2 separate regions of the Mus musculus genome follow, and region 1 is linked to region 2. A link is a loop called in an ENCODE intact Hi-C map of the cell type or tissue named here. Cell type or tissue: gastrocnemius. All regions are shown on one strand. Links, peaks and the distances in the headings refer to the core of each region. The heading gives the core; the rest is flanking DNA. Region 1 holds the start of A630023A22Rik (RIKEN cDNA A630023A22 gene). Region 2 holds the start of Gm41131 (a long non-coding RNA gene).

The links. Peaks named below come from ENCODE experiments on the same cell type or tissue, not always from the same donor. Only the 100,000 strongest peaks of a DNase experiment are listed, where the experiment ranks them.
Region 1: it touches region 2 in a loop (2.9-fold over the local background); 2 of 42 quality-filtered maps call a loop at or near these places.

Annotation. Positions count from the first base shown.
Region 1 is chr14:34,096,530-34,112,021 of GRCm38, reverse strand. A630023A22Rik (RIKEN cDNA A630023A22 gene) reads left to right here and starts at 9,268. Exons shown (of 5, transcript NM_001251843.1): 1 at 9,268-9,424. It overlaps Anxa8 (annexin A8), which reads right to left. Exons shown (of 12, transcript NM_013473.4): 10 at 15,434-15,492; 11 at 14,043-14,165; 12 at 11,451-12,331. The coding sequence ends at 12,272. It also overlaps the pseudogene Gm24998. In gastrocnemius, for the core only: CTCF peaks have their summits at 5,188 (motif pointing left) and 6,879 (motif pointing right); DNase peaks (open chromatin) are centred at 5,185 and 6,912; H3K4me3 peaks cover 224 bases.
Region 2 is chr14:34,355,430-34,370,921 of GRCm38, reverse strand. It overlaps Gm41131 (a long non-coding RNA gene), which reads right to left and starts at 5,795. Exons shown (of 2, transcript XR_874521.1): 1 at 4,434-5,795; 2 at 3,351-3,978. It overlaps Sncg (synuclein, gamma), which reads left to right. Exons shown (of 5, transcript NM_011430.3): 4 at 6-65; 5 at 357-648. The coding sequence ends at 377. It also overlaps a transcript of Fam25c not described here. In gastrocnemius, for the core only: CTCF peaks have their summits at 6,975 and 7,637 (motif pointing right); DNase peaks (open chromatin) are centred at 6,733, 6,964, 7,305 and 7,667; H3K4me3 peaks cover 1,630 bases; H3K27ac peaks cover 2,224 bases.

The DNA.
Region 1 (15,492 bases), core at 3,246-11,245, 260 kb after region 2:
GGGATAGATAAGACAGACAGACAGACAGGCAGACAGACAGACAGACAGCACTCTCAAGCTTCCAGAGATGATCGGGATGTTGCAATGGAATCTTCTTCCACATGCTTTGGCCAGAGAAAAGCACTCTTCCAGATCCCTTGCCTTGGAGGCCGTCCTCGCTCACATAGCCCTTAATCACATTGCAGAGGATGAGATGCTCTGTGCTTCTAGAACCTGCTTAGCTGATAATTCAATTTTGTGGCTGGACTCCATTTGTAAGCAGTGACGGCATGCCCCATGGAAGTCCAGAATTCGATTAGAGTCTGGCCACATCATTGCTCATTCTCGGCAGCCTTCCTTCAGTTGCTTCAACCATTCCTTCTTCTTGGCCAAAGGCTCCCTGAGGTTTGTAGGACAATCTTCCCACCATCTGCCTACAGCGGCCATGTATAGTGGAATCACAGCTTAAAGGGCCAGCCAGCATATTTTGGTCCCAGGGTCTGGGGTACTCTGGGAAACTGCTGATAAGTGGGGAATGGAGGGCCAAGGCGTGGAGGTTCTGGATACTTCCAAACACTGGCTATCCACACAGCCACATAGAATGAGACCCCTTGGAATGCTTATTGGTAACAAATACTATAGAAGAACCTGCTAGAAAAGCAGATGTCTGGATCTCTAGTAAGTTTAGCCAACATGGTTCATAAAAAATGCAAATGTGCTTTAGATAAAGGCCACAGGGCTTAGCCAGAACTTTCTGGACTGTTCTGGTGGTTCATGCCTTTAAACTCAATACTCAGGAGGCAGAGGCAAGATTTTTTTGTGAGTTCAAGTCCAGTCCAGTCAACATAGCAAGTTGTAGGATAGCTGTACAAAATGAGATCCTGTACCCCCCAAAAGTATCTGTGTAGGGAGACAATTTGGCTGTTAAGAGCATTGTCAAGAGAACCCAGATTCAAGTCCCGGCATCCCATAGCAGCTTACGACCATCAGTAAATCTAGTCCCGGGGGATCTGATGTCCTCTTGTGGCCTCCGAGGATCATTAGACATGCATGTGGTACACAGATACACAAGTAGACAAACACCAATACACGTGAAATAATAAAATAAATACAACTATTTAAAAAGTCCAGTTAGGCAGCCATTGGTTGCCCCCAGCATGTGAGTGCTCCTCTCTGCATCTTTATGGCTATCTTGCCATGCTGGTCATTGTCACGGCTGTTGTGGCTGGGTAGGACTCTTGAATTGTCTTCTCCCTCCCCGCTCGGCATCTCAAATAGTGTTTTCTGATAGGCTAGACTGCAGGAGTGAAGTTTTCAGGTCAGGTCCAGCTTAACTCGTCCTTGTCTGGTGTCCTGAGTGTGTGGTGTCTTCAGCAACAGGGGCCACCTCCAACCACTGAGAGGCAAAAACATGCTGCAGTGATAATCTATATTGTTTTTGGGGGGTCACTTAGATGACCTTGACCAGCCATTCAAAAGGAGGTTACTCATGCCTGCTACTGGGGTTTTTATTAGTCTGTGGTTCTTGTGGGGGGCATTGTCAGGCCAAGTGGCTTAGTTTCCTTTAAACTGTGTGTGTGTGTGTGTGCATAGATATACACCCACTTATATGTACTGTGCAGAATTTTAGGTTGATATAAAATAATATGACTTCATGAGATGGTATCAAACAACCTTGGTGTTATTTAACCGTGCTCTTTGTGGATATTGACCTCCCTCTGTCCATCCCAGCTGGAGCCTCATTCCCCACTTTTTCCTTTTCATTTCATATCATCCATGTCCTGCTGTTCCCCTTATAGCCAACTGACCCATGGTCCCTTTATACCTTCCTGGCTTTTGCAATTACTTCATGCTATATACTCATGTCTGAGGAACTGGAGCTAGAACCCGCAGGTGAGGGAGAGCGTGTAGTGTTTGCCTTTCTGGGTTTGGTTGCTTCACTCAATATAATCTTTTCTAGGTCCATCCATTAACTTGCAAATTTAGTGATTTCATTAAAAAAATATTTTAAAATTTATTATGTATACAGCTTTCTGACTGTATATGTGCCCGCAGGCCAGAAGAGGGCACCAGATCTCATTATAAGTGGTTATGAGCCATGTGACTGCTAGGAATTGAACTCAGGACCTCTGGAAGAGCAGCCAGCAAGCACTCTTAACTTCTGAGTCAGCTCTCTAGCACAATTTCATATTTCTGTACAACTGAATAGCATAGCATTGTGTATGCCATTCATCAGGAAGGAAATAATGCCTGGTACTGAAAACCTAGCCAGCTTCTCAGGGCTAGTGAGTGCCTGGCCTTAGGAAAGAACCTACTGTTGCTGCTTATCGGGAGCAGCACGATTCCTTTATATTTTAAATCTTATCCTTATACCCAGAGATAAGTAGAGTTACCACCCATCCTCAAAGAAGCCAATTTTTACAGCAAATGGAAACCATCAATGAAAACTACAGCTGGGTACAATGCAAAGATCGACGGATAGTGGGAACCGCAGCCCCTTGGATGCAGCTGTATCATAACTCCTGCAGCCATGGCTCAGGGAGCGTCGAGGAAGAGGGGGCAGAAAGATTGTAAGATCCAGGGTCCCGGGAAGACTGCTGAGAAACATTTTCAACAACAATCATTATGATCAATTATTTCATAGTTCTGGAAATTAGCTGGGGGTTTCTCAACATTTTAAATAGCATTTAGTCAATAAAAAAATAATGAAACCCAAGTAAAGCCAGTAAGCATGGTATTTGAGGTTGCTTATTCCTATCTTCCTCTCCCCAGCTCCCTGGGACACTTGAAAGCAGACAGCTTCACAGGGCAATCGAGGACAACAGAAGCCTTGAGACTCTGGTGCTGACAGAACAGGCTCATGCTCCCTGTGAATTCCCACTTGGGGAACTGACACTGAACTGTCTTGCAGTTCTCTGGAAGAGCTCCATTCGAGAAGAGTTTCCCATTTAGCATGGTTCAGAGATTAATTTGTGACAGCACAAATATCCTGAGCGCATTTGTATAGAAAAACCAACTAACCAGCCTGCCAGCCAGCCAGCCAGCCAGCCAACTAACCAACCAACCAACCACCCACCCACCCACCCAACCACCCACCCACCCAACCAACCAACCACCCAACCACCCACCCAACCAACCAACCAACCAACCAACCAACCAACCACCCACCCACACACCCAACCAACCAACCAACCAACCAACCAACCAACCAACCACCCACCCACCTACCCACCCACCCACTCACCCAACCAACCAACCAACCAACCGCCTTTACTCCCAATAAAAAAACAAAGCAACTACAATAAATGAACAAAACACAGAAAACCAACTCATGGAACTTGCTTACCACTGCGGTTGGTGGCCAGGATGAGTTGGATCGAATAAGAGACATGTCAAAAATTTAAAAGGAAACATTGGAGAACAAGATCTGTCCATGCCTTTGAAAAGCTCTAACATTCCTGGCTAGGTAGAAGGGTTAACATGGGGCTAACCTCTGAATAACTTACAGGCAATGGCAGGTGCTTGCTGGAACATTGAATATATGACCCAACACACAAAAACTTTCTCAGCAAAGAATGGACTTAGGGGCACAGAGGATCTAAAGATACCTCTGTGTAATCTTTAGTTGATCACTAATCTGAGGGATCTAAAAGATAGCATTGTGCCAGCATTAGCTGATCATTAAGCTGAGACACCATTTCTGTGACTGCATATAACAAAGGCTTAGGTTATTATTAGATATATTATAGCAAGTTAGTTAGACAAATATGAAGTGGTTCAGGAAAATCACTAAACAAAACAAACAAAATGTATCACTAGCAGCAACAACAGCAATAACAACAGATCCTAGAGAAGGATTATGTCTTATTTTTAGAAATATCACTTTTATTTTACCTAAAGCATAAAAAATATAAAAAATAATGAGAAGTGCAAAAAAAAAATTCAAGAGAGTATGGCCCATTTTTAGGGAAAAAATAATGAATATAACAGTTGGTTAGTGTGCACTGTCCCTGAGGAAACCTAGACACTGGACACGCTGTCACAGACTTTAGATCACCCTCCATAAGCACAGGAAAAGAAGGAAGGAAACCACATTCAAATACTGGAAGCACAGGACAGCAGTGCTTTCTAAGCAGAGAGCAGATCTCAGTGATGAGACACAATGCTAGAGAGAGGGTCAAATTCAAGTGTGAGGGTAAAAAGTAAAAATCCAGAAGTGGGAAGTTGCATGGCATTTCAGAATGCGCACAGGAAATGGTCTGTGAGTTGAAGACAGCGTAAGAAACAGGAAGGAGAGTGAGAAACACCCAACAGTTCCAGAGATCTGAGCAGACTAGACAGCAGCTGGAAGGATGTTTGAAGAGACAATCGCCATCAATATCCCAAATTCGCCACAAAACACTGATTTATATATTCAAGAAATCCAGTAAGCCCTTGGTTGAATAAAAAGAAACAAACTCCCAGCAGAATCAAAACCATCAAAGCCACAAAGGATCTTTAAAGTGGCGTTAGAAGAATAAGCTACCACGTTCAAGAGCACTTTAATATGACTAACTACAGCTTCGGAGGACAGAAAGCAAAGGGGCCATATAGTCAAAGCAGAAAATGAAAAAAAAAATCACTCAAGAATTCTATGTCTAGAAAACCATCCTTGAAAAAAAAATAAAAGAGAAATGTCTAGACAACCAATTATGAATGAATTCACCAGCGCGGGAGGGGAGGATCTCTCCCTCATCAGCTCCACCATAGAGCAGACAAGAGTCCGGGTCCCTCTCCTGTGCTCACACCCTCAGGGTCGGCTCACTCATAACCCCTGCATCCAGGGCTAGCTCTACAATGCTGCCCGGGTGAAGTGCAGGGGCAGCTCTTCCAAGATTACAGTTGGTGAGGAACAGGGATAGCTCTCCCACTCTGAGCTCTGATAGTGTTGGGACCAGCTCTCCTGTCTGCTATTGGTGGTAAGGGGTGAAGGGCAGGGAATCTCTCCCTGTCCCTTCACTGAAGACAACTGGTGGGACCAGCTCTCCCATGCTCTCACACCTTTGGGGCTGCTAACCCACAACTCCTGAAATACTGAGCCGGCTCTCTGGAGTACTGCAGTTGGCCAAGGATGTCCAGGTGAAGGATGGGGCAAGCTCTGCACAGCCCTGGTAACACCAGCCTTTGGTCGTAACAGATCCCTGCTGCCCCAGGGCCAAGGACCTAGACGAGGCCCCCTGGTGGTTGCAGGAGGCATTACTGGCTACTCACGGGCTGTTCCTTATCGCCCCCCCCCCCATTCTACCTTTCTTCATTGCTGCCCCTCCCCATCCTTCTGTTTCTCTTTCTTTCCCATTTCTCCACCACTTACTTGTTCCTCTTAGTGGCGCAAGCCCAGGGTCTCTGAGCCTCTGGGTTGGTCTTAGGAGTGCTGTGTTCCTCCTGTCCATTATGGCGCTGAGTAAGGATCGTCTTGGGCATGGTCTGCTCCACTAGGCCTGTACTGCTCTCGACTGGTGGTCATCTCAGGCTAGGTCCCTGTCCAGGCCCCATGGTGACAGACTGGTGGTCGTTTGGGTTGCTCCTTGCCCCTGAACTATCTGAGGACTTCCGTGTGATGGTCATCTGTCTTGGGCTCATTCCTGCGGTGGGGAGGGGGTGAGGACCCAGGTGGGGTTTTCTAGTCTCCAGCTCATTCCCTGCCCTGGGATCCTATCAGGGTTTGTGCAATGCCTAATGGCTGGTTGTCTCAGGCTAGCTCCCTGTATGGGCACCCTGGTGCCAGGCTAGTGGTCATATCAGGCTTGTTTTTTTCAGGGAATGTTAGAGTATTAATCATTCAGAGCTTCACAGGTCAGAACACTGAGCATAGATACAGCCTCTCTCCTCTGCCACCTACTGATGCACTCCAGTTTCTTCATTCACCTCCTTGCAAATGGACATTGGGATCCTTTCTAGTTTTTATCTTTTATGAATAATTTTCTCTAAATACCACCACGGGTGGATTGGTGGATCCCACAGAAAAGTGTTTGTTTAAAAGTAATAAGAAGTGACCAAACACCTTTTGCAAATGTGTACATTATTTTAATTTCTTATTAGCAGTATGAGACATGTGTCTTTCTGAAGGTTTGAAATGCACACATATTTTATGTTGTTGCCCATAGTTGCTTCTTTGTGGAGTTCATGCTTTAAATTAGGCCTTTTATAATGGAGTTATGGGAATTTTAAAATACTCTGGAAACATGTCATATATATATATTCATTTTTCTAGTCCTTTATTTGTTGATTGATTCTCTTACAGATAAAGTTGAAAATTTTGAAGTCTAACTTATCATTATTTTTCTATTGGAATTATTACTTCTCTGTCTTGACTAAGAATAGTTTTCTAGCCCAAGATTAAAGATAGCCTATTTTAGCTGGGTGGTGGTGGTACATGTCATAATCCCAGCACTTGTGAGACAGAGTCAAGAGGATCCTTATGAGTCTGAGACCAGCCTGGTCTATAGAGTGAGTTAGTTCCAGGACAGCCAAGGTTGAGGAACCCTGTCTCAAACCCATTCTTCACATCAAAAAGCCCACAGTGAATGGTTTATTGTAGAAATGCTTTGGTTTATTTAAACAGGTGGCAAGGACAGGTCACTTCTTGGAGGACAGGTTGGGCAAGAAGGCCAACACTGACCTGTGAGAGTCACTGCAGTACAGTGAAGAGGTTTTGAAGTTTTATTGGAGACATGGATTTATTGGAGACATGGATTTCTCAACTCTAAGGCACACAACTCTAGGAACCCAGGGCACGGGACAGCATGTAACTATCCCAAGCCTTGCTGAGGAGGGCAGGGTTTCCCTCCAGTTCCTCCCTGAATAGGCCGGTGGGAGTCAGAGCTAATCAATTTAGTCTTTCTTCTGGTCAAAGGAAGCCACCAGAGGGCACTGCGAGAGCAGGTTTCCAGGCCAGCAGGCTGTGGCTTTACCCAGGCTCGTAGCTAGCAGTGGGCCCTTGCTGGCTGTGGACAGAGGGAAACGTGATGGGCCGCCAGAGTCACAGCAGAAGGCAGGGGGGAGGGTGCCCTCAATATCTGCAAGAGGCCCTCTCCTTGTTCCCTTAGGGACAACTTATGGTGGAGGATAGGGAAGAGTTCAGGACGAGAAGCTCAGTGGCCCGGAGCCAAAGACAACAGAGCCAAGAGGAACTGTGGAAGGTGACAATTCACCATGGCCAAATAATGTGCTCCAGCAGCAAGGCATTCTGGGAAGAGAGGAAGATGTGGCTACAAAGTTGGGGCCCTAGGGAGTTTCTGAAGGATCTAGGCAGACTGAGTGGACTGTGTCCATTCAATACCAAGCATCAGACACCCTGGGCATTCAGGACTGAGAGACACTGAAGGAGTCTAGCTCACAGCATATCACACAGGCGGGCAAGCCCTAATAACCAAGCTGGTGGTCTTGGTATTCAATCAGATGGTCGTCCAGGAGCCAGGCCCAGAACCAGGAATCATCTGGCAGAGGGATAAGGGCAAACGTAGGCCACCGAGGCATCAGACTGGGCCCACTTTGACTTCACATCATGAGGAAGCCACGAAAGTGCCTGGAGCCTCAGGCTTAGCCTTGAGGCTCACAGATGAATTTCAGATACTTAAGGTCTTAGTAGGAGCAATGGCTGTCAGGGCCTGCTCTTTGCTAAGGGGACAGAAGTGCACAAGTTTGGGGTACCATAACACATTCTAAGCACCCTCTACAAGGACGGTGATTAAGACCAGCCTCCTGACTTGGACCCACAAAGTGCTGCACGCTTGGCAGTTACTTCAGCCTTTCTGTTGCAGGTTGCCATAACCATTGCCCATATCTCCCCCCAAGCCAGCATGAAGATACTCTCTTACATATCCCTGCAAGGGCACCCCACCATCTGTGGGAACCCTTTGAGCCTCTCAGCCTGTAGCAGTTTGAGCCTCCACTAACTTGCCCCTGACACCTCTGTCTTTATCTCTGTGGGCGCTAACACAGCATTCCTTTAGCACGTCTGGGACAGACCAATCCCTTCTGCTGTTTGCATACCTTTTTCCTAGAATGGAATGCTCTTTCCTGCCCTGTCTGCTTCATGAGTACTAAGTCAGCCTTTAGCTGTTCAAACTTCACCTTAACACTTTACTTGACCAGCCACAACTTGGCGTCATATAGAATGCATAGTTCAGGTAACAGCAAATTGTTGACCACAAATTCATTTCCCCTCTATTTCTTGCCAAGTATTCAAATTCCAGGAAGACAGTCCTTCTGTGGCTAAAGAATAAAAACCAGGCAGGCCAAGGCCAACACTCCAGCCTTACCCTTCCCACAGCATGACACCAGTGCCAAGCTCTTGCTCTGGTCACTGCCCTCAAGTCTCCCCCGACTGGTGGTCTGATACAGTCTTCTCAATCAGTCTCAACAGTGGCAGACTTAGAAGCCGTTTGCAGTCGAATGAGAGCAGCTACCGTCTTCCCTTAGATCTGCCTCTGAGCTACTGTTTACTAGGGTTGGCCGAGGACCCACAGAGAGGCCTCAGAATCTGAGGCCATTAAAGCCCTGTTTTATACCTGCGAGATGTTCTGTCCTCGAGTTCTTTACCCTTACTTGCCTTTCTTTTGAAACCATTCGCTGAGTGCCAAATGCATGTTAGACATAGTTGGGTTTGAATCTGAGCTGCCCCCAAAGGCTCATGTGTTGAAAACCTGGTCCTACGTTGGTAGTGCATTTTGGGAGGTTCTTGCAAGTTCAGGAGATGGGGTGGAGTTGGAGAAGGGAGGTCACAGGGAGGGGGGTCTTTGGTGATATCTGGCCCCTTCCTCTCTCGCTCTGCTTGCTGTGATGCTAGAACCTTCTCTGACGTAATGCTCCAGCCACTGTGATGCTCTGTCCAAGTTCCTGCGGACCAGATAGCCATGGACCAAACCCTTTGAAACCAGGGACCTAAACACATATTTCTTGTCATAAGTTGTTTGTGTCATGTGTGTGGTTACAGCAAATAGAAAAGTAACTAACTCAGATACTTGATATTAAAAAATGAATAGGGCAAAGCTCTGGCCTGCACAGTACTTGGTTTTTCTGAGAATGATGTGATCAGAACAGCAATACTGTGTAACAGGGCTGCCAGTACAGTTGTCTACTATGGGTTGCTTAAGCAGAAAAGAATCCCTAAAAGGTTATTGGAAGCCCTCCAAAGCTCTTACAGGAAGAAGACTGATTTACACCACAGCCATAGATTTGGGTTCAGTTTCCCGGCTGCTTAGCCCTTGTCTGTCAGCTCATGTTGCAACAGAAGGAAATGAATTAGCTCCAAGGGAGTCACACACCTTGATAGGAGACCAGAGCCTCTGGGATGGGTTAGCTCTCTGAGAAAGCTAAGGAGCTGGAGCACCAGGACGAGCCTTTCTCGGTACAGAGTCCTGGCTAGACCGTAAGCACAGAGCACCCGTGGTCACAGAGAAACAAGGTGGGTAACAACTAAAGTTGTAAAACCAGATTCTCTCTAGAGCTTGCATGAAGGGAGAAGAGACCTTGCATGTACTTGACTTAGTTCTGTACGAATAATGGGGACTGGGAATCAAGGGTCAGAGGAGATATAGAGGTAAAGGGAACTCTGACAAAAGCCACCAAACAGGATTCTTGCTAAAGGCAGGCCAGAGTGAGCAGAGGGTGCTAGGGCTACCCTGGGAGAGGGAGGCTTGCTGCTGAAGCTGGAATTGGAGAAGAAACACATGGGGAGGGTGCTCAGAGAAGGTAAAGGAGGCTGACTGTGTGACTGTGGGTCTCCTTGGGGTAGTGTGGGGCATTGGGCGCTGCCCCATGAGGACAGAGGGAGCAGGAGCTGTGAGCAGGGTTTGTACAGCTGAGAATATGCCGGAAGGACTTCTGGAGATAGTTTCAGGGAGACAGATCTGTTTTATGTTTCAGAGGTAAGGTTTTGGGGGTTATGGGCAGGACGGGCTGATGGGTCATAGCACAGTACCGACTGATCATGTGCGGGAAGAGCTGAATGGGACTTGTGTGCATTTGTAGGAAGCTCTGTGCAGGGTCATCCTCTAGGTACGGTCAGGCACCTGTGCTTAGAGACACTCTCCAGATAAGCTCAGGGAAGAGGAAGCCCTGGAGAGAGAGGAAGTCCTCCATTTTACTCCAAGCTCAGAGAGCTGTCTGGACATGGTGGACCACTCCCTTAATAGCAGGGTCTTCCAACAGACTTTGGCTTAGTTGGAAAGGACTCTACAGATACAGTAACAGAAAAAAGACAGGACCATTCAAGAAAAAAAATAAATTCTCATCTATGGATACTTCCAAGTGTACCCTATATATACCAACTTCAGCAAGGGTCACCCCTGGGTGCGTGAGTAGCAGAGAATACAGAAAAGCTGCAGGTTGCTATAGGACTAACTAACTTTAATGCCTCACTTATCCCTGAGATATGAGAATTTGGGTCACAAACTAGGAGGGGAATGGAAATAATCACCATTTAGAAGTCCTGTCCCCAGGGCTATATGGGACACATGTCACTCCAAGCATTGCCTTAGGGAGATGCCCACAGGTTTGCTTCCTAAAGCTCTGTTTCTCAGATAAGAACCCATGGACGGAGCTGGGACGTTGGTTCCGGGGGTACTCACTGTGCGAGCGTGAGGACTTGAGTTGGGATCCTCAGCACCCACATAAAGCTGGGCATGGGGTTCCGTGTCCCTCTCCTCATCACTGAGGAATGGGGACAAACAGGTCCAAGGAGCTCACCTGTCAGTAAGCTTGATAGAGATAGTGAACTCCGGGATCACTGAGAGACGCTATCTCAAAAAACCTAGGGTGGAGAGCCAGGCCTGGTGGGTCACACCTTTAGTCCCAGCATCCAAATCTCTGAGTTCAAGGACAGTCTGGTCTGCACAGCTAGTTACAGGGCAACCAGGACTACATGGAGAAACCATGTCCTGAAAAAACAAACAAACAAACAAACAAACAAAATAAAACAACAAAATTAAGGTTGAGAAGAAATTGAAGACAACTGGATGTCAACCTCTGACCTTCCAGTCAGTAAGCATGCCCTCTACCCCAGTGCATAACACCCCAGTGCACACAACCCCCAGTGCACACCCCTCCAGTGCACACTTCCCAGTGCACATCACCAGTGCAAACACACACCCCAGTTTACACACACCAGTGCCCATTTCCCAGTGCACACATCCCCCACTACACACTTCCCAGTGCACATATACCCACAGTGTACACACACCCAGGGCATGCACCCCCCAGTGCATGCACCCCAGTATACAACACTCCAGTACACCCCCCTCAATGCACACACACCCCAGTGCACACACACACAGTGCACATACACCCACAGTGTATACATACCCAATGCATACATCCCCCCAGTGCACACCCCCAGTGCACACACCCCAATGCACATACCCCAGTGCACACACACTCCAGTTTATATACCCTAGTACACACAAATGTACCCCCCACAAATCCACAGACACTTTTTGAAAGTACAAATGTTTATGATTCTGAAAGCCCAACGAATATTGAGAAGAGTTCTGTCATGTTCTTCAGGCTCGGAGACCACGATCAGAGGATGGGATTCATGCTCAGGGCTGGGCGGCTCCCTAGTCTGCAAGCTTCAGCATGGAGGGAATGACTGGACAAGCCCGAGTTTCTCAGACCACAGCGTACTTGGGTCAGGACGGGGATTTGTAATCCCATCTAATGCGTGCTATTAGGATGGTGTAAGAATTTTCCTCCACCTAGAGCCTAACAATTTCCGTTAAGTGAGTGTCCCGATTGGCAGAGCTATGTGACCCTTTCTCAGATCCACGGCCGTGTCCTCTCATAGAGGTGCTCTCCCACATGCTCACTGGCTGCCTGATAATGATGCTTAGCAGCTAAGACAACTGCTAGAAATCCATGTTCCTTGGTTCTTCCTCTGAAGACCCTGACTCAGTAGATGGGTCAGAGCCAAGGCATCTGTGTGCCCTGTGCCCAGGAGATTTTGTGTGAAGGGGAAGGAATGACCCACAGGACACTGCAAGCTTCTTTCTTCATGTTGATGTTTCCGTTTGCTCAGAGGTAATGCTAGGGTGGGCGGTATACACATACCTAGAAATGACTGACGGGAGAGGTGGAAGGGAAACCCAGGCTGGTCTCATCATCCGGGTCAGAAGCATGGGATGAGAAGCATCAGAAACTGGGCAACAGAAGACTAAAAGCCAGATGAGGTGTCCCCTACCCCCACCCATGGTCGGGGCTGAAGCTGCAGGGGCTGGGCTCACACTTCTTGCCCTTGTTCTATTTTTTGACATTTTCAGAGGTCAGTGCCCACAAGGTTCAGCAGGGCAGTCTTGTAGTAACCACTGGTGTCGGCCTAGAGGAAGGAAGCACAAGGGGGTGGTTAGAAGGGAGTTTTATGATGTTGGCTTTTCTCTTCTGTTTTCATTACTAAAAGTTGTGTTCCCTGGGTGGGGCCTGTCCCTTCAAGTGTTTCTATGCCACAGTTCTATGTAATGCTATTTATTGCTCTTTCCTCCATGTTTCAGACTATTCTTTTGATTCTCTGTCCAGCCCGATGGGGGATGGTTGAGGGAAGTGAGTCACAGACACAGATCCACTCTTAAGCCCTAAGACAAGGAAGGCTTGCAGGTCGTTTCCTTATTCAGTCAACTTCCCCAGGCTCCTTTCCTGTGCATCTCTCAGGACCCAGGAGTACAGAGCCATTCACTTATTCAACATGAGCCATATATATTCGTCACCCACTACTGCATGTCAGGGAGCCAAGGCTGAAAGTAAGGAGCCCAGAGTCACATCTAGACATAGAGAGAGCATGGGGCAGATTGGGTCATGCAGGTCCGGACCACAGCTCTGTCAACATACACAGACTCTGTTTTCACCTCGGTGAGACATGCTCTCTCATCTATAAAATGCCATCTGTGATGAGGTGTACTGCGTGGGTGACCTAGTGGCAGCCCAGGCTGGCTTGTGCTTAATCTCCCATCCCCTGAGCAACTTCGTTGTGAAATCTAAAACACAAAAATAGTTCCAACACCTCTATCTTACTGCCTGCCTCCCTGATGCCATCCTGCCTGAAGTTTCTTAAAGTAGTGTTTTAAAAATATAACACTTGTCCCTCAGTGTCCATGGGAGAATGGTTCCAAGACCCCACCAATACTAAACTGAATATGTTCAAGTCCCTGATAGGAAATGCTGCTGGTCTTGGCTATAACCTATGCACACCCTCCTATACTTTAAACAATCTTTAGATTGTTCATAATATTTAATGCAATGCAGATAATATGTAAATTTATATGACATATAACCATTGTTCAGGGAATAGTGACAAGAAAAAAAGCATGTGTGTGTTCAGTATAGATTAATTTTTTTCCTGAGTGTTTTCAATCTTTGGTTGTCTGAACCAGCAAACGCAGAGGTCTGCTATCTAATTTCGTCAACAATCCAACCTGGTGGAAGAACTATGGGTTGCCTATCTAATTTCGTCAACAATCCAACCTGGTAGAAGAACTAGCCACTTGACTGAGTAGCTAAGGGATATTCTTGTCATGCTTTGACTTCTGGCAATGAAATAGTTAATGAAATGAAATCTGTAGACAGGCCATCTCAGTCCTAGCAGGGATCCCTCCCTATGCACTTAATACCCTGGGAGTTTCACTAGTTGGAATGTAGGTAGGCAATCCACTGGAGCCTAAAACTTCCTTACTTGGACTACTTAGATGTAGGACCAAAAGGGGGCCCTGATTTCTATGAAACTACGTTCTCTCTTTGTCCCTTCAGAAATGGTTCCTTTTGCAAGGCGTTGGTATATTCCATAGCTCAAATGCAAAGCCACTTTCTGGGATAAGGGCAGCCCTTTGTGCTTCTTTAGTCTCCACATGCTCCCTGATACACCCATAGTTACGCGTCTCTCCTTCCTGGTCTCTGTGTGTGCCATCCGGTAACTGATGCAAGCGTGAGGTGCCCACGGGGAAGGGATGGTCATCTGGGACATCAGTCATGTCATCTCACATCCCAGGAATGTCTGTGTCATAAGCTGGCATCAGTACAGTTGAGAACCTGTGCCTTACCATGATCATGCTGCTGAGAGTCTTGCCGTACATCTTCTTAAACTGACCCTTGATAAGATTTAAGTCAATCTCACTCCTGGAAACAATGTTCCTTATCAGCGTTCCATCACGTGTCCCTGCTCCCTGCATAAGACAGTGACAGTCAGCCATCATGTTTCTTGTTGCCTGTCTACCTCTGTAAGGATGGACCAACCTGTGTAGGGATTTATAAAGAACTAGAAGTGCAGGGGTGGGCCTCTGATTCAGTGGGGAGCACACCAAGAGGGGGACTTTGGTGACACAGGTTTGTTTTCTTTTCCCCAAATTCTATTCTTTGATGGTGCTAAGATTGAACCCAAGAACTTGCGCATGCTGGGCAAGTGCTCTAGAAGGGAGCTCCATCCACAGCCCATGACAAAGAGCTCCTCTTTCTCAATCTCCTCATTCAGTGGCGGTGCCTTGTCTTATTAGAAGCCCAATGCCTGGAGTTGTGGTATGCATTTGATTTACTGCATCAGACTCTAGTCAGAAAACACTCACTACTCCAGGAAGACTTCTTATTTGAGCAGCATCACTGTAATGTCACTCAAGTGGCTGTTTCATGAGCAGGATCTTTCAGCTTTCTCTGTCATCCCTGCCTGGTCTTAAGTCAGACGGCGCTTCATAACTAAGGAAATAGCACTCTCTCTCCTTCATGGTGCAGATGTGTCCAGAGGGCTTGGGGCTGATGGTATGACTCTCACTTTAGATGGTGCCAGCATCATTACTAGAGAAGCTGGGCACTGAAATTAGTCACTGAGAATTACTTTAAATGCTTCTTTTCCAGTTTAGTTAGAGATACCCTCAACTCTACTCAGGAAGAACAGCATGATCATCTATTTCTGAAGCCAGGGCAGCCTTATAGGAAAGAGGAAATCTGAAGTTAGCACCTGATCATGAGTAGGAAAATTGACATGCCAATTGGGACAATGTCCCCAGAGTCTGTCCATGTCAAGGGGGTTGGGATTCCAGCCATGCCTGCCTATTGTCTTCAATGAGGAGATACAGGACAATAAAAAGCACAAGCTGATGGGTCTGAGATCAATGCATGGCTCTACAACTTAGAAGGGGTGTGGCCTTGCACAAGCCTTAGACACACCACACTTCAGATGGCAATGGTGATATGGACCACTCAGAGCTGTTGTCAAGGTTCCATGAGTCTTCAATGAACCTGCTCAAATGTTCCTTCAGGGACTGTGGCTTCCCTTCCCAAGGCTTAGTTGGCCCTCTAAGAAAGCAAGTCTTTCTGACACATGAGAGATTAGACCAAGAGAGAGCCCAGTGTTCAGATGGCAGGGACTCTGAGTACCCCTGTTGTACATCTGACATCATATAGGGCTGACTACAGAGGGGGCAGCACCCAGGACAGTTACCTTCATGGCGTAGTAGAGTCTCTCTGCAAAGTAGCTGTGGACGTTCCGGGTGCATTTCA
Region 2 (15,492 bases), core at 4,103-12,102:
TGTAGGAGGACTTGGAACCCCCTGCACAGGACCAAGAAGCCAAAGAGCAAGAGGAGAATGAAGAGGTAAGAGGGGTTCCCAGGGTGCACCAGAAAGTTCTGCCATAGAGACCTGAGCCAGAGAGGCCCTGCTTTCATTTCTTGGTCCTGGGAGACCTTCCACAGCTTCCCACAGTGCCGTGGGTAGGGCAGTCAGGGACCCGAGTGCCTGACCGCTCCATGAGTGACCATTTCCAGGTGGTCAAGGAGAATTGTGGGCCTGGAAATGGGTGCAAGTCTCTTTCCCTCCCTCCTTCCTTCCCTTCCTCCCTCCCTCCTGCCCTCCCCCTCTTCTTCCTGCCCTCTCTTCTCTGCCAGGCCAAGAGTGGAGAAGACTAGAAGGCTGCCAGCCAACCACAGAGGCTCAAGGGACACCCCTCTGCCTTGGACCCTGTCTCAACCTGGCACACTGAATGCCCTGCCTAGAGTGCCCTGCAGGTTGCCCAAGTTCTCTGTCCCTAGCCCAGTGCCACAAGTCCACACACGCTACTGCCAGCGCCAGCACCCCCTGCTGGCTCCTTTTACCCTATGGTCCTCTGATCACCAATCAGATGCTGCTGTGATTTCTTTTTTTTTAATGATTCCAAATAAAACCTGAGCCCCACTCCCACCAGTGCTTCTTCTTTGTGCTATGCCGACCCTCATGAAGCCCTCTGGACATTCCCAGGGGAAAGACATCAAGGCTCAGCATCTGATGGGACCAGGTACACGTGAAGAGTTCTGGAACCTGTGCCTTCAGGAGCCCTGCTGTCTTTAGCAGCAGTGTATCATCCTTTCTCTTGGCTCCCCCTAAATAACAGGCTGCTGATACTGTCCATGGAAGTGCAGTGGCTAGACAGGGTCTCAGACTCAGTGTCCCTTTAGAGCGGATCCCACTGCCTGCCTGGTTCACTGTGTCTGAGGAACCTCAGGTGGGCAGAGGGTGAGAATGTCTGTGTAACTGCAGCTTGTGTGTTACGGGGACCAGGGCTTCAACCACAGGGTGAACAGGGACAGCAGAGCAACCCAAGGCACCTTCCATGGCCCCTGACATCCTCAGACAGGTGGGCTTTCCTTTCCCCTCTAGCCCAGGAGACTACAGGACATCATAAAGAAAATGGTGTTGACATATTTGGGACTGGGAGTATAGTTTGGTGGCAGAATGCTTGCCTACCAAGCATGAGGCCGTAGGTTCAAACCTCAGTGCTGAAGATGAATAAATAGCTGGTATGCACCATGGTAAGCCTTAAGAAGGAATTAAGGGGCTGGGCATGGTGGTGCAAGCCTTTAATCCCAGCACTCAGGAGGCAGAGGCAAGCGGATTTCTGAGTTTGAGGCCAGCCTAGTGAGTTCCAGGACAGCCAGGGCTATACAGAGAAACCCTGTCTCGAAAAAACAAAAAAAAAAAAAAAAAAAAAAGAAGGAATTAAGGGACTGAGTTTAAACAACGTGCCCAAGAGCACAGAGCTGAGTGGTCTCCGGACTAGGTACAAGCTGGATAGTCTTGTTCCAGAACCGCCTGATTTCATGCTCAGCTATGGTATCCATGGAGCCAGTTCAAAATTTCAAAACAGCCCAGGCACCCAGCCTGACTGGGGGCTAGCATGAGGCTGTTTCATCTTGGAATCCTCCTTAGGGGCCTCACCTGTTTATTAGATGTTCAGTATGGGTTCAGAACTCTTAAGCCACTTGTCCAGGCCTCCAGTCTGGTGCCAGTGCCAGAGCCAGAGCTTGAGTCCACAGTGGCCTGAGACACTTATCTCCCACCCAGCCTGTGCAATAGGGAGCAGGGGTCAAGAATAGCCCAGTCAACCTGCCCCTGAGCTCCTGAATCCAGATGGGTGAGTCGCAGGCTTCCACTGCTGAGGAGGAGGGAAAGAACAGAGGGCCAGTGGTCCCATGGATGGGAGGAAGGAGGCTCAGGGCAGTCAGTGTGCTCCCAAACATACCTCCTCCCACAACGCAAAATTTCAGGAACATGTGCCTGCCCAGGAAGTGTGCCTGCTTGAGAGATGTGCCCACCTGGGAGCTCTCTGGGGTGGAGGACGGGCAGCAGACCTGGGCCTATTAAGTCTCGTACCTCCCAATGCCTTTGCAGAGGTCTCTGCTCCCCGAAATCCCTGTTCTGGACTCAACTGATAAACAGCAAGGTCAGCCTGCTCCAGGAAGACCTACAGGCACCTGCAGTGCTCCCAGCCTTTAACCTCAGTCCCAAGCTCTGGGCTAACCTCTGGAAAAGAAAGGCCATGCTCTAGTCCTAGGCCTGTTCTTACTCAAGGAGTCCCACTCCCTGGCTCCTCCTGCAGGCCTTCTGATGTTTAACCTTGGGAAAATAAACCTTCCAACCTCAGCTGCTTTTAGTTAACTTCTGTTAGGGAAATATTACTTGGGGGGTGCGGGTTACCCCACCTTAGATCATTTAACACCCAAATAAAAGACACAAAAGCTTTATATTTATAATAAGCCTTAAAGCACTAGAGCCAGGCAGATATCAACCCTCTGTGCTATTTTGTCTACTTCCCTGTCAATAGCCCCAAGGTATTACTTGACATGCTCCACCTGGACAGCTCCTATTCCAGTAGGCAGGACCCCCATAGTTATGTGCTCATGATCCATGTACCCCATGAGGATGTCTCCCTCCTCCTTCCTCGCTCTTCTCTCCTCCCCCCACCTGCAACCCCCAGCCAGGTAACTGAAAACTCATCTACCGCTATCTATTATTGCCCAATCACAAGCTTTAGCATTTTATTCACCAATTAATTTGGGGAGCAACGTTGCATAGCATCCCTTGGTGTACGTGAGGATCCCCTCATTGGGGGTAACCAGATCTTAGAGTATGGGATTTGAATACAAGCAGCACCAGACCAAACTCCTACAAACTTCCTTCTCTCTCTCTTTTTTTTCTCTCCTTTTTGAAAGTTAAATATTGACTGGGTTTGTTTAGTTTTTACTTATGTGTATATGAATGTATTTGAGAGGAGGTTTGTGCACACAAGGGTAGTGGCCTCAGAAGTCAGAAGAGGGTGTCAAACCCCTTGGAGCTGGAGTAGAGGGAGGCAGGTACGATCCACCTTCACGGATGCTGGAACTTAATCTCCAATTCTGTGAAAAAGCAGCACATTCTCTGCTGAGCCGTCCATCTCTCCAGCCTCCCCATCTTTACATAAATGGAACCTTTCTGTTTGTTTGTTTGTTTGTTTGTTTGTGACAAGGTCTCACTGTGTAGCTCTGGCTGTCCTGGACTTGCTATGTAAACTAGGCTGGCCTTGAACTCACAGAGATCTGCCAGTCTCTGTCTCCTGAGTGCTGGGATTAAAGGCATGGACCACTATATTTATGGTTTATTTTTATTATTATTTTTTGATACAAGATCTCATATATCCCAGACTGGTCTCAGACTTACCATGTAGCTGAAGTGGACCTGAACCCCTGACCCTTCTGCATCTACCTCCAAGATCACAGCAGTAGACCTCCATGCACAGCTGCCTTTTAGGGGTTTTGGTTTGCTCTTTTGAGACAGAGTCTCACTCAGTAGTCCAGGCTGGCCTCTGACTTCCAGCAATCCTTCCTGCCCTCGCTTCCCAAGTGCTGGCATTACAGATAGGAGCCAAGCTGGGCTTTTTTGGTTGACTTTAAAAATCACTAACTTGGGGCAGGTAAGCTGGCTCAGTGGATAGAGAGCTTGCTGCTAAGATTAATGACCCGAGTTCAATCCCTGGAACTACATGATGGAAGGAAAGAGCTGATTCCTGCAAGAATTCTAACCTCCACATTCACATTGTGCTACACATGCGTGTGATCTCTCTCTCTCTCTCTCTCTCTCTCTCTCTCTCTCTCTCTCTCTCTCTCTCTCTCTCTTTCTCACACACACACACACACAAATAAATAATGCTGCTCTCAGGAGTCAGAGGCAGGGGAATCGTGAGTTCAGGGTCAGACTGGGTTACAGAGAGGTCTTGTCCTGAAAAAGAAAGAAAGAAAGTGAATTAAGGGAGGCAGAGGCAGGCGGATTTCTGAGTTCGAGGCCAGCCTGGTCTACAAAGTGAGCTCCAGGACAGCCAGGGCTACACAGAGAAACCCTGTCTCAAAAAACCAAAAAAAAAAAAAAAAAAAAAAAAGAAAGAAAGTGAATTAAACAAATCACTAAACTCGACTGAGCGACACAGCAGACCTCTCCCTGATTTCTGCACCTGGCCACATGGCTTACAATGATGACAGTCACCTAGGTTACTTTGGGAATCTGGAGGCCACTTTCACTAAACAAACTTTACAGGGCTTGTCAAAGTATCTTAAGGGTGACTGGCACGTGTGTCCCCTTTGTCATCTCTACTTTTAGGTCATGCTTTAACTATGCAGATAGATATGTTAGTCAGTTAAGTAATGTTTGTTTAGGACTAGCATCAAAGACTGACTTACCAAACTCTAGAATCCCTCTCCTCGCCTTTGGGATCAGGGACTTCTCAGGGCTGCTGGGCCTGGAGTGGCACCCACAAGTGTCCAGACACCCAGCCTTTCCTTACCAAAGTCCCAAATCTTTTCCTTTTTTCTGAGAACAAACAAGCTTGAGTTAGCAGGGTTTTACTCCAAGGGCCTAAACATGTACGTACACACACACACACACACACACACACACACACACACACACACACGCACGCACGTACATACGTCATGCAAATGAGCAATAGAAATACCCCTGCTAAGTGTCTATTAGAATCATCTTCAGCCTTGAGAGCTCCCATGATCGTCAGGTGGAATCCCCAAGGCAGAGGAGGGAGAAGCCACACCCACTGGGTGAGTGGTCTTCTGAATCCGAACTCAGCCCTTCTGTATTCTTTAGTTGCTTTGCCCATTCTAGTTAGGGTCTCCGCCTTCCCCATGAGGAACCCCCAAGGTCCTGCACGTGTCTCCACTCCTCCATCCCTCACAGCCTTTTACTCCCTATTTTCCTCAAGCCCCCATAATTCTGTCTGCTGACCTGCTCCTACCCTGTCCCTCGGCCGGGTGAGCTGGCTCTGGCTTACTTTTAAAAATCCAAATTGATGTTTAGATAAAGCACAGTCAGCGGGATTGACCCACTGCAGATGTCCTCAACAACCCAGAACTCCTCCAAGCCGTGGCAGCAAGGACACAAAAGACAAGATGCAGCAAGTAGAAGATGCCCAGGGTGTCAGTGAGCAGTGCCTTACCTGACCATCAGCAGCAGCACCTTCTTGAGGCACACTGACAGGAGCGGCAGGTCTCTGTAGTGTGAAATCCTCTGACATAGTCTCCCTGAGATGAAGGAGCCACGGGACACCTATCTGGGACAATGCTTTGGTGGTTGCTGAAGCCCATCTGAGGAGCCAAGCAGGTAACAGGTCCAACACCAGGCTATGGTAAAGCTTCACTGAGGTGGACCTCTGCCAGCAAGACCTCCACCTGCTGGGTCTCCCAGTACAAGTCAGATGGGACCAAGAGGTTCCCAGATCCCAATGGAATTTTTTGTTTTCAACCTCCTTTGGGTGGTGGGGGTAGGGTGGGGAGAAGCAACAGCTGTTTATTACTTTGAAGTGTCACCTGTTAGGCAGGTCCCAGCCTTAGTTTCTCACATCTAACTCCCTTATTAAGGAAACAAGCCAGGAAGGAGGGGCCCAGAGCTATAGATTACTAAGTGCTCTGGCAGCAGGACTCACCAACCTTCATTATCTGAGTGGCTCAAGGCAAGAGACTTTGAAAGACCCACAACCAACGTGAGGACTCCCTCACGTTCTGACTCAGGAGAGGCGACACCCCAAATCACCCACAAGAAACGGTCTTGCTGCAAACTGCAAGAGGATTTTTATTCAAGAGCGCTCTCAGGCCCACAGTCATACACCACGCAGGGGTAGAGGACCGTGGCGCCCCAGTAGCTGAGTAAGGGGGTATTTAAAGGAAGAAACCACAACTCAGGAAGTGGGAGGGCGATACCAGTTAAGAGTCCCAAGGAAGTGCAAAGTCACAAGAGTCGAAAGGAATACCTGGTAATTGTGCAGGTTATCTCTCAAGACAGTTTCTAAGAGCCCCTAACAATAGCACATTTGCATAGCGGGTTCCGGCAATGGTCAGGGTGACTTTCTTTGAATGAACACTCTTTGAACCTAGGAAGGGGGTGGGTGGAGGAATGTCGCTATCTGTTTTATGATTAGCATACCTTGGAGCAATGAGGCACAGAGGTCATATTCCCAAGCCTGGGCCTAAAGGCCTAGAATTTTGTTTTTAGGTTATACTTTCAACTTCAAGTCAATGCCCTAGGGCTAAGGACACTATCTTTTTGTTCCAAGAGGAGAAAAGGATGGCCCTATCCCAGAGGGCTGTACAGAAAAGTCTAGTGGTATTGGGGGTGGAGGGTGAAGAGGAGGGGGGTGCACACTCCTCACAGTCTCTGGTTCAATGTGAGATTTTTGGGGGAGCAGACTCTAATGAGATTTAACCCTGCACAGCTATGGGTCCCTAGGGCATTGCCCCCGTACTATGTCTTGCTTCCTTTCCCAGGCGTGGATAAGTGCTGCCAGGGACCCAAGGACCAGACTGCTAGCCAGGATCTGACAAAACTTTGCCCATCTTCAGCCATCAGCAGTGAGGAGACTGGGCACTTCTCTCCAGTCTGGGAACGGCTGAGCTTGGCCCGGAGCTCTGTTCAGCTGCTGTCTCCTTGATGTGCCTTTAATTAAAGCTACTATTATCCTTTTGGGTTCACTTCAGTGATTCCACCAAGCAGGGCCCAGCTCTTTGGCGCCGTTAGGGGCGGGTTTCCCATCCTCTCCGCCGCCTACTGCTCATTAGCTCCCCAATTCAAAGCTTCCCTTCTCCCGGAAGCAGACTGCACCTACAATGGGAATAACCTGCTCCCCGATCCTCTGGGGACTCATCTCTGAAGCTGAAGGAGTGCTTCTGGAGGCTGGGGAGAGGGGAACCTGCGCCTGGGGGTGGAAGGGCCCTCAGGCGACAGGAGGCAGTGCAGGCTACAGAACCGCGGGAGCTGCGGACCCGGCCACACCCTGCGGTGACTCACCCGGAGCGCAGTCCCTCAAGGAAGAAGCCTGTGCGCGGGGAACCCTGTGCCAGTGGCCTTGGAGTGCAGCGTCTGTGAGGCAGTGTGCTTGTGCGACCTCCCTTAAGCTCCCCTTTCTTCTCAAGCCAACTATAAATTTCTGGTCCAGAACGAAGCTGGACATTTTCGTCCGACAAGTCCCAGATTGAGTAGGGATCCTGCAAAACCAGGTCCCACCCAGCACTCAGCACGTGTCCACGCACGGGACCTAAACCCGGGGCGCGCCCTGCTGCTGGGTGACTCACAGATGCCACAGGGTGAGGCTACGCCTAGGAAACCTTTCATCAGAGACACATCCGGGGAGACCTCCATCCGCCTCCCTTCCCATCTCCAGGCCTTTTTGAAATTATTGTTGCCGCCCGAGTAACACCATTCCCCAATTGGCACATAAAGGGTTTACCACTTCAGTTAAAAAAAAAAGAAAGAAAGAAAAGGGGGGGGACGGGACGACACGGGACACCATACCCTTCCCAGGTCCTCCAAGATTAAAAACAGCCTCCTTTGCAAACTGGCTCCAGGCTGGCCCTGAAGGTCTTCCTCAGCCTGCCAGTTGAGGGCAGTATCTCCACGAGCTCAAAAAGGCCTTTGCTCTGGGTTTTCTTCACCCTCCAGGCTGGCACCCAGACTTGGATCCATGGGGCTGACTGCCCCTCCCCCGCAAAGAATACCTCCTCAAGTGTGCAGGAGCCGATACCATTACCTCCAGCTCAAGGAGAAAGCTCTAAAGTGACGTTTCGGGCTGTCGGGGATTTCTGGTATCTCCAAAAGACCTCACCAGCAGGAACTAGTGCTGGGTCGGAAACAGGGGCCAAGAGCTGAACCTAAGATGTCGCACTGTCTTTCTGCTGTTTCTCCTTCTCCAGTGTGACTCAGGGATTCATCCCTGGCGGCCCACGTGGTTGCGTCTTACCTGTTCTGCTTTAGGCATGGATGTGGGGCCCAGTTCTTGCTAGGAGAGGACAGGTCAAGTCTGTGGGCTCAGAGGGCTTCTAGGAAAAGTTTTTGGTGACACGTTTCTGAATTAGGCTTTCTGTTCCAGTTGAAAGCTAAGTCTTCCCATGCTAGCTGCGCTCCAAAGCCGAGCACTAGCTAGCCACCTGCCCGCTGTCTCAGGCCTTCCCTTTCTGTCTCAGCTGACTAGCTTCCACTTCAGTCCCCTCTCGATGACCACCTGGTCAAGCTCTTCTTCAGGTGCCGTGGCCCAACACACTCAGCTTTGAGGCAGGATCTCAGTGCATAGATAGCCCAGACTGGCATTTAACTCTTTACCTTCCTAGGTTCCCACCTCCCCGGTACTGGGGTTACAGGCAAGTCCCTGACAGCTTCCCAACCTTGATTCCCTTTAGACTGCAAGCAGGCAAGAGCAGAATTTCCTACTTGCCAATCTCTCTTCCTTCCCTTGCCCCCTCTTAGCCCTCTCCTTTCTACTTTGCATGCCACTGCCCAAACCCAGCCACGCCTTTATTCTTGACTTAGATCTACAGCTGAAGATAGTAAAAGCTTCGGGTCCCTCCTTAGGCTGAAGTATTTTCTGCTGCTTCTTGATTGGGTGAAGTCGTTCCTCCAGAGCTGTTTTCAAGACTGAAACACTGATAAGCTATCTGGGATCTGAGACAACGATATTTACCACTGGGTAAAGGGCCCATAAGGAGCTATAATATTCCAGTATGCATGGCATGTTTTCTTTCTTTCTTTTTTGTTTGTTGGTTTGTTTTGAGGCAGGTTTTTTTTTTTGGTTGTTTTTTGGGTTTTTTTTTTTCTGTGCAGCCCTGGATGTCCTAGAGTTCACTCTGTAGTCTAGGCTGGTCTTGAACTCCCAGAAATCCACTTGCCTCTGTCTTTTTAGTGCTGGGATTAAAGATGTGTGCCACCACCACTACCACCCAGCTGGCATTTTCTACTTTTAAAGATATTAGATGTTAAGAAAGAAAGGTGTGGGTATACAGAGGTGCCTCTGCAGTCACCGCTCTTGTAGAACGCCTGGGTTTGGTTCCCAGTACCTCGTGGTGCCTCACATTTATCTGCAATTCCAGTCCAGGGAATCCGGAGCCCTTTTCTCACCTCCAAGAACACTTCATACACATAGTACATATACAGGCAGACACATGCAGGCCAAACACTCACACAACACAAAAAAGAAATATACAGTTTTAGTCAGGAAGGGCTGGCTGTGTACCTCATAGACCCTAGCTAGGCACAGTCTCTACATCACCTGCTACATCACCCTTTGCCTTTAGATGGGAAGTCTCACTAAGTTGCCCGTGTTTGCTGGTGGGGATTTGGTGTTCGAGGGAGGCCTCTTATGTAGTAGCTGGAAATAGAGGCACAGGCTCTGCAGCCTGGATATCCTGCGTTTTCAATGAGCCTGGCAGGCTTAGGAGATAATTTGGCACTTTGGTCTCAACACGGCCCCCACCCCTATCCCCCACTCCCCAACCCCTGTTTGGTTTTGGCTATGCACACTCTCTCCTATTGTAATAATGCACTTGACAGCCTAGTTCCCTGATCTGCTTCTACTGTGTACACAGCTACCCCTCTCCAAATGCACTTACCAACCTCAGAGCCCCTTGCCCTCCACCTGCAGCTAGCTACATGACCTCCCATCTCTGAACAATAGTTTAGGTTTCCCCACCCTCAGTAACACTCAAATTTAGACAATTTCTATCCTTTCCAGGTATGACGATACAAGGGCCAATCTGGCCTGACCTAGTTTTGAGTGTATGTGCAGCGAGACAAAGTTGTGTCCTTTAGTAACCTTTTAGGGGCAATTCCCTAGTTATCATTGTGATGCATTATGGGCAGGACATGTTCAGTAAGAAGAATGAATACAAGGCCTAAGCTGTCAAAGTAGAAACTACACGCTAGAAGCCAGCCCTCTTTCTCTTGAACCCCATAAAAGGAAGCCCCACTCAACGAGCGGGGTCCTTGAGTGCTTTCTTTTCTCTTCTTTTTAAAGATTGATTTATCTTATGTATGTGAGTACACTGTTGCTCTCTTCAGACACAGCAGAAGAGGACATAGGATCCCATCACTGATGGTTGTGAGCCACCAGGTGGTTGCTGGGAATTGAACTCAGGACCTCTGGGAGAGCAATGAGTGCTCTTAACCTCTGAGTCATCTCTCCAGCCCCCTTCCCTGCCTTGAGTATTTTCATTCATGTGGCCCACATTCTATTTGGACTGTTGCCCCTTGCCCTTAATCTGCAATATCACTTTGCTCTAAATAAAATGATTTTATCTTGTTTCATCTGCAAATCTGGGAGGATTTGCAAATCCCAGAAACACTTGACCCATACTGGGACTATGGGGAACATTAAGTGTTATTGGTGTTTGTTGATTTTGTCAAATACATATTACAGGAGGCCTTGTTTTGAAGTAAGCGCCGGCAAAGACCAGGTTAAAAATTAATGAAGGACCGGTTGTGGTGGCCCATGCCCTTAATTCCAGCATTCGAGAGGTGGAGGTGGGGGCAGGGGCGGGGCTGGGGGCTGGAGCGGGGGTGGAGATCTACATAGTGAGTTCCAGGACAGCCCAAGCTATGAAAAGAGACCCTGTCTCAAAAAAACCAAGTCAAACAAAAAATCAAAATGGAATCACTTTCGCTAAAGTTCCTTGGAACCAAGATGAAACCCTTCTGTTTATCTGTCCCTCCCAGAGGACTGGACAAAAGAAACTGCAGAGTTACCAAAGAGGCCAGGTTCAATTAGCAAGACAATGAAGGTCCTCTACCTTAATCTTTGTGGAAACAAAGAGGCAACCTGGAGTAACTTCCTGCTGGCTAATTATTTCATGGTATTCTGTAGCCCTGCCTAGGTGGGAAGGTAATCTGGTTGTCTGGTTGGTTTTTTTGAACAGGGACTTGTGGATTCCAGGCTGGCCTGGAGCTTGTGTCTTTGAATGTCTAATCATCTTGCCTATACCTGAGTCCGGAGTGCTGAGATTAGAGGTGTGGGCCACCATATCTGACTTGGGGCTTCATGCACACTAGGCAAGAACCCTCCCACCTGAGCCCCGCGGCCAGCACAGATCTGTGCTTTTATTCAGTGTGCCATCCCTGTCACCACTACTCTCTGCATCGGTGGATTTGGCTTTTGTAGACTAAACATACAAGTGAGGTCATTCAACATTTGTCTGTCTACACTTTGATTGTTTCACTTAGCAGAATGTCGAGGCAAATGGCAAAGCCTGCTTTTTCAAGCTGATTAACATTGTGTTGTGCATACATAGTAAACTCTTGTTAGCTACTTTTTGTTGCTTGGTTTTAGTTGTTTGGTTGATTCTGTTTGTTTGTTTCTTTCTTTCTCTTGAGACCGAGTCTCACATACCCGTGCTAGCCTTGAGCTCATTATGTAGCTGAGGCTCGACTTTGAACTCCTGATATTCCTGCTTCCCGAGTTCGGGACTGCAAACTTGCAGCATCACACCCAGCTAAGACACCCTTCCTTGACGGACATCTGGCTGTTTCCATCTTGACTATTGTGGCTAATGCTGCAGAGAACATAGGGGTATGGGTATTTTTTGAGACAGCCTTTCCATTTCCTTTGGGTCTGCAGCAGAAGGAACCAGGATTATATCTTCCTGGTTTCAGGATTTCAATGAATCACCACACTGCTTTTCACAGCAGCCGTACCAACTCTGAAATTAGGCTTGATACCGGCTTTCTTTTCTTTCTTTTGTTGTCCCACACAATTCTAAGGAGGGGAGAGAGAGGCGATTTAGAATTAAGCCACTGTTTCTGGAAGGATAAGCTGGTATTTTGATCCCCTTCCACACCCACACACTCTCTACCAGCTCCCCTGGACTGCTCTCCTGGGCTGCATTACCTGGGCTCCTGACTCTGAGCCTAACTGAGACCAGTCAGAGGGAAGGAAGATGCTGGCTGGAAGCTGAAGAGGTAGCTATTTTCTCAGCAGCTTCCCCATTGTGGATGGTTTAGATGTGTCCATGTTTCTGGGATGATGGCGGCAGCTTCTGTCCCTTGACTCTTCCACAGCCACAGCTCCAGGAGGCAGGGATCTTATGTCCCCCCGAGATATCTAGAGAGATAATAGTTGCTATAATTCCTGATGATTAGTGTCCCACTGTCTGTTATTGTTTGCCCCTGTGAATGGTCCCTTTCTGAGCTCTCTGGTTTCCACCAGGAATCTTGCTGATAGCCTGAATATGTGTAAGATGACACAGCCTGTTGGGTGTAGCTTCCTCTGGTGACCCACAAGCCAGGTCTATGAGAGTCTGGATGAACAAGGCTCTGCTATGACTGGGAGGACTCAGCATGTGCAGGATTTGTGGGTACAGTATACAGTACAAAAACTCAGATCTGCGAGCTGAAGTATGAGGCAGCGGAGGCAGGATGGACGACCACCCTTTGGATGTTTTAGACAGACATGAGACAGCAGTCTCTGTATTTAGCCACCCAGAGTAAATATTTTAAAAAGAGCACTGGTGTTTGCTAAGTTGGCAATCGGTATTTAAAAAATCAGCTTTCCTCGACTTGATGATTCAGCCAGCAGGTCCTTTGCCAGACTGGGTTGCTGAGCAAATTCTGCTTGGAAAATTGGTTCACTCCTGTTAAAGCCAGATTCTCTCTGACCCAGGGAAGACTAGACTTGGCCTGCTGGCTCAGGATAGGTTTGCCTGGGTGTCTGTGTTCAAGGGTTGCTCCCCTGGAGTGTCTTCCAAGATGGGGCAATGGAGGGCAGACTCTCCCACCTGAGGTATCTTCAGTCTCAAGCAGGTGAGGAAAGCTACCCCGTGACACAGAATCTGTCATGGTTAGGAGAATCTTTGGCTAGAAAGGGATCCATTCTCAGGAGTCTAGAGGAGCACAGAAGACCTCTCAGGACACTCGGGGTGGCTTGGGAGACCAGGGAACAGGTCACAGTTGGAGTTGAATGACCAGTAAGACTGGACCAGGGCCAGAGCCATGGGGTCAGGGACCTAAGTCCATCTCTGGATGGTTTGGTCTCTCCTAGTCCCTCGACTTTTCCTGACATTTGGGGGTGTGTGTGTCTGGGCAAAGGGTAGTCGAGTGACATCACTGGAGTGCTCACCCAGAGACGCTGTCCTAGGAAGGGCAGTGTTCCTGGGCAGCAGGGCCTGAAGGGCAGGGGGAAGGAACAGCACCTTGGGCTGTGTGGGCTGACTTTTGACAAGGGTCTGTTGGGGCTAGTGAGCTTCAGAGAGGAGAGCCAAGCTGAGAACAACGAAGGGTTTATAGGGAGGGGTCCAGAGGCCATTCTAAAGCTGGCAGGGGAATAGCAAGAGAGGACCCTTATGAGAGTAGGGGTCACATGCACTCTCAATGGAAACAGGGCCTTTGATGGTTCCAAAACTATCTCCATGCATTTTGAAGCACCCCCCATCAGTACACTCCTTTCCCAGCCTAACACCCCAAGTGGAAGGAATACTCTGGAACTTTGTCTTGAGTGAGGAAAGTAGGGAGGACTGGACTTACTTGAGTTCCAGGGACCTTAGTTTCATGGTCATTTTTGCAGCCATGAGAGTATGTATGTATACACACACACACACACACACACACACACGCATATATCTCCAGTTGTACGAGTAGCAAAAATCACATATTTGTGTTCTTTTCTCTCTTTTAAAAAGGTCTTTGTGTATATGTACATTGTGTGTATGACTGCAACAGGCATGTGTGTGCTGTGACATATGTGTGGTCAGAGGACAACATAGGGTATCAGCCCTCACCGGCCACCTTGTTTGGGACTGAGTCTCATATTTTTCCCCACTGTACATACCAGGCTAGACAGTCCACAAGCATCCTGTGGTTCTCCCGCCTCTGCCTCCCATCTTCCTGGACTAGTTGTAGGATTATGGACACTCCATACTGGAGCCGGCTTTATGCAGATCCTGGGGATTTGAACTCAGGCCCTTAGGCTTATGTGGCAAGTGCTCTGCCCACTGAGTAATCATTTTCCCTGCCTTCTATTTCTTAAGAAGGGCTCTTCCAAGTCACCTGTCTGTCCACGTCTGCCCCAAGGAGATAGCAATGATATGGATGGGGCTTGGCTATGTGACCGGAGGTCCTGCTGCCCATAGCACCCTTTAATCACAGTCCGGGTCTACCAATACCACACAGGAATGTGGGAGGACCTCAGCTCTAAAGGGCATGGGCTATGAGGGCCCTTCGTCTGGTAAACACTAATTAAGTCGTGTCATACCTAGCAGGGCAGGTTTGAGGGATGAGAGAGGCTTCAACAGGGAAGAGATGTTAGCCATAGTCTAGATTATGTAAATAGGGACATTGGATGACCTTCTGGCCCTGGCCCTAGGTCAATGGAGTCCATATCCCTCATCTCTTTAGCATCAAGGGGTCTAACATCCCAGCTGCGCCTTGGTCCCCTGCCGTAGTGAGCAGGGCCTACTGTCTAGAGGAATTTCTTGGATGAGCAGGAGGGAACAGGTATTTGCAAGAACCTGTGTACTTGACCCACTGACTATCAATGACACAGCCAGGAAGACATAGCTATCCCATTTTATAGATGGAGAAACTGAGGCTTTGTTTGAACTAGTGATTAAGGGAGGTAATATGTGGAATGTGGCTTGAGGAATCTCTGCCTATCCTGAGTAATGAGGGAGGCACCCTGACCCTCTGTATCCGACACACCAGGAAACTGTAGAACTGCTCCTAGGGGGAATTCTAGTTAAGACAAGTGGCGATGGGGTCTTCTGCCTCATTGTCTAGGATATGGGAAGTGAAGTGGCTACGGTTAAACTCACAGATTTCCCTAGAAGCTGCCCCCCCCCGCCCCAGGGTACAAAGCGGCCAGCATGTCCCCATGTGCTGGCTGCCCCAGTCCTGGGTAACCCGGGAGCTAAGATGAGAGAAAATCAGCTGACTGAGCCAGGATGACCACATGGGTCAATGCTGTGCCCTCCAGACGGTCAGGCAACACTCTGAGCCCCCTGTCTAGGGGCGACTACTTGGCTGTTCTGCTGGGGCAGGGTCCTTGGCAATGGGACCACTTGTGTCTGGCCTCAGGGGTGCTTTGGTGCTAGGCTTTAGAAGGCTGACTAGGCCACAGACAGGACTCTTGACAGGCACCCCAGAGGTCTTGACATCATGCACACAGCAGTGCCCAGATTTAGAGAGCCTAGATCCCAGCTAGGACCTGGCAGAACTATTGTTCCCAAGTGCTATCTTCTCGAAGAACATTTGAGCTCCTTGCCCTGGAGACCAGACCTGTTCAGAGATGACCTCTCTGGTTCTGCCTTTTATCTCTGCTTCACAGGGTCCTTGAAGAGGGGGTAGTGGGTGGGGGCTCATTGAAAGAAGGCTTGTGCACAGTACTGGGGTAGCCCCACCCAGGCTCTGACCTGACTCATCTGCTCAGCCTACTACTGGCTAGGTAAGGGCTTGGTGCCCTGGAGCCTGGCAGGCTGTGGT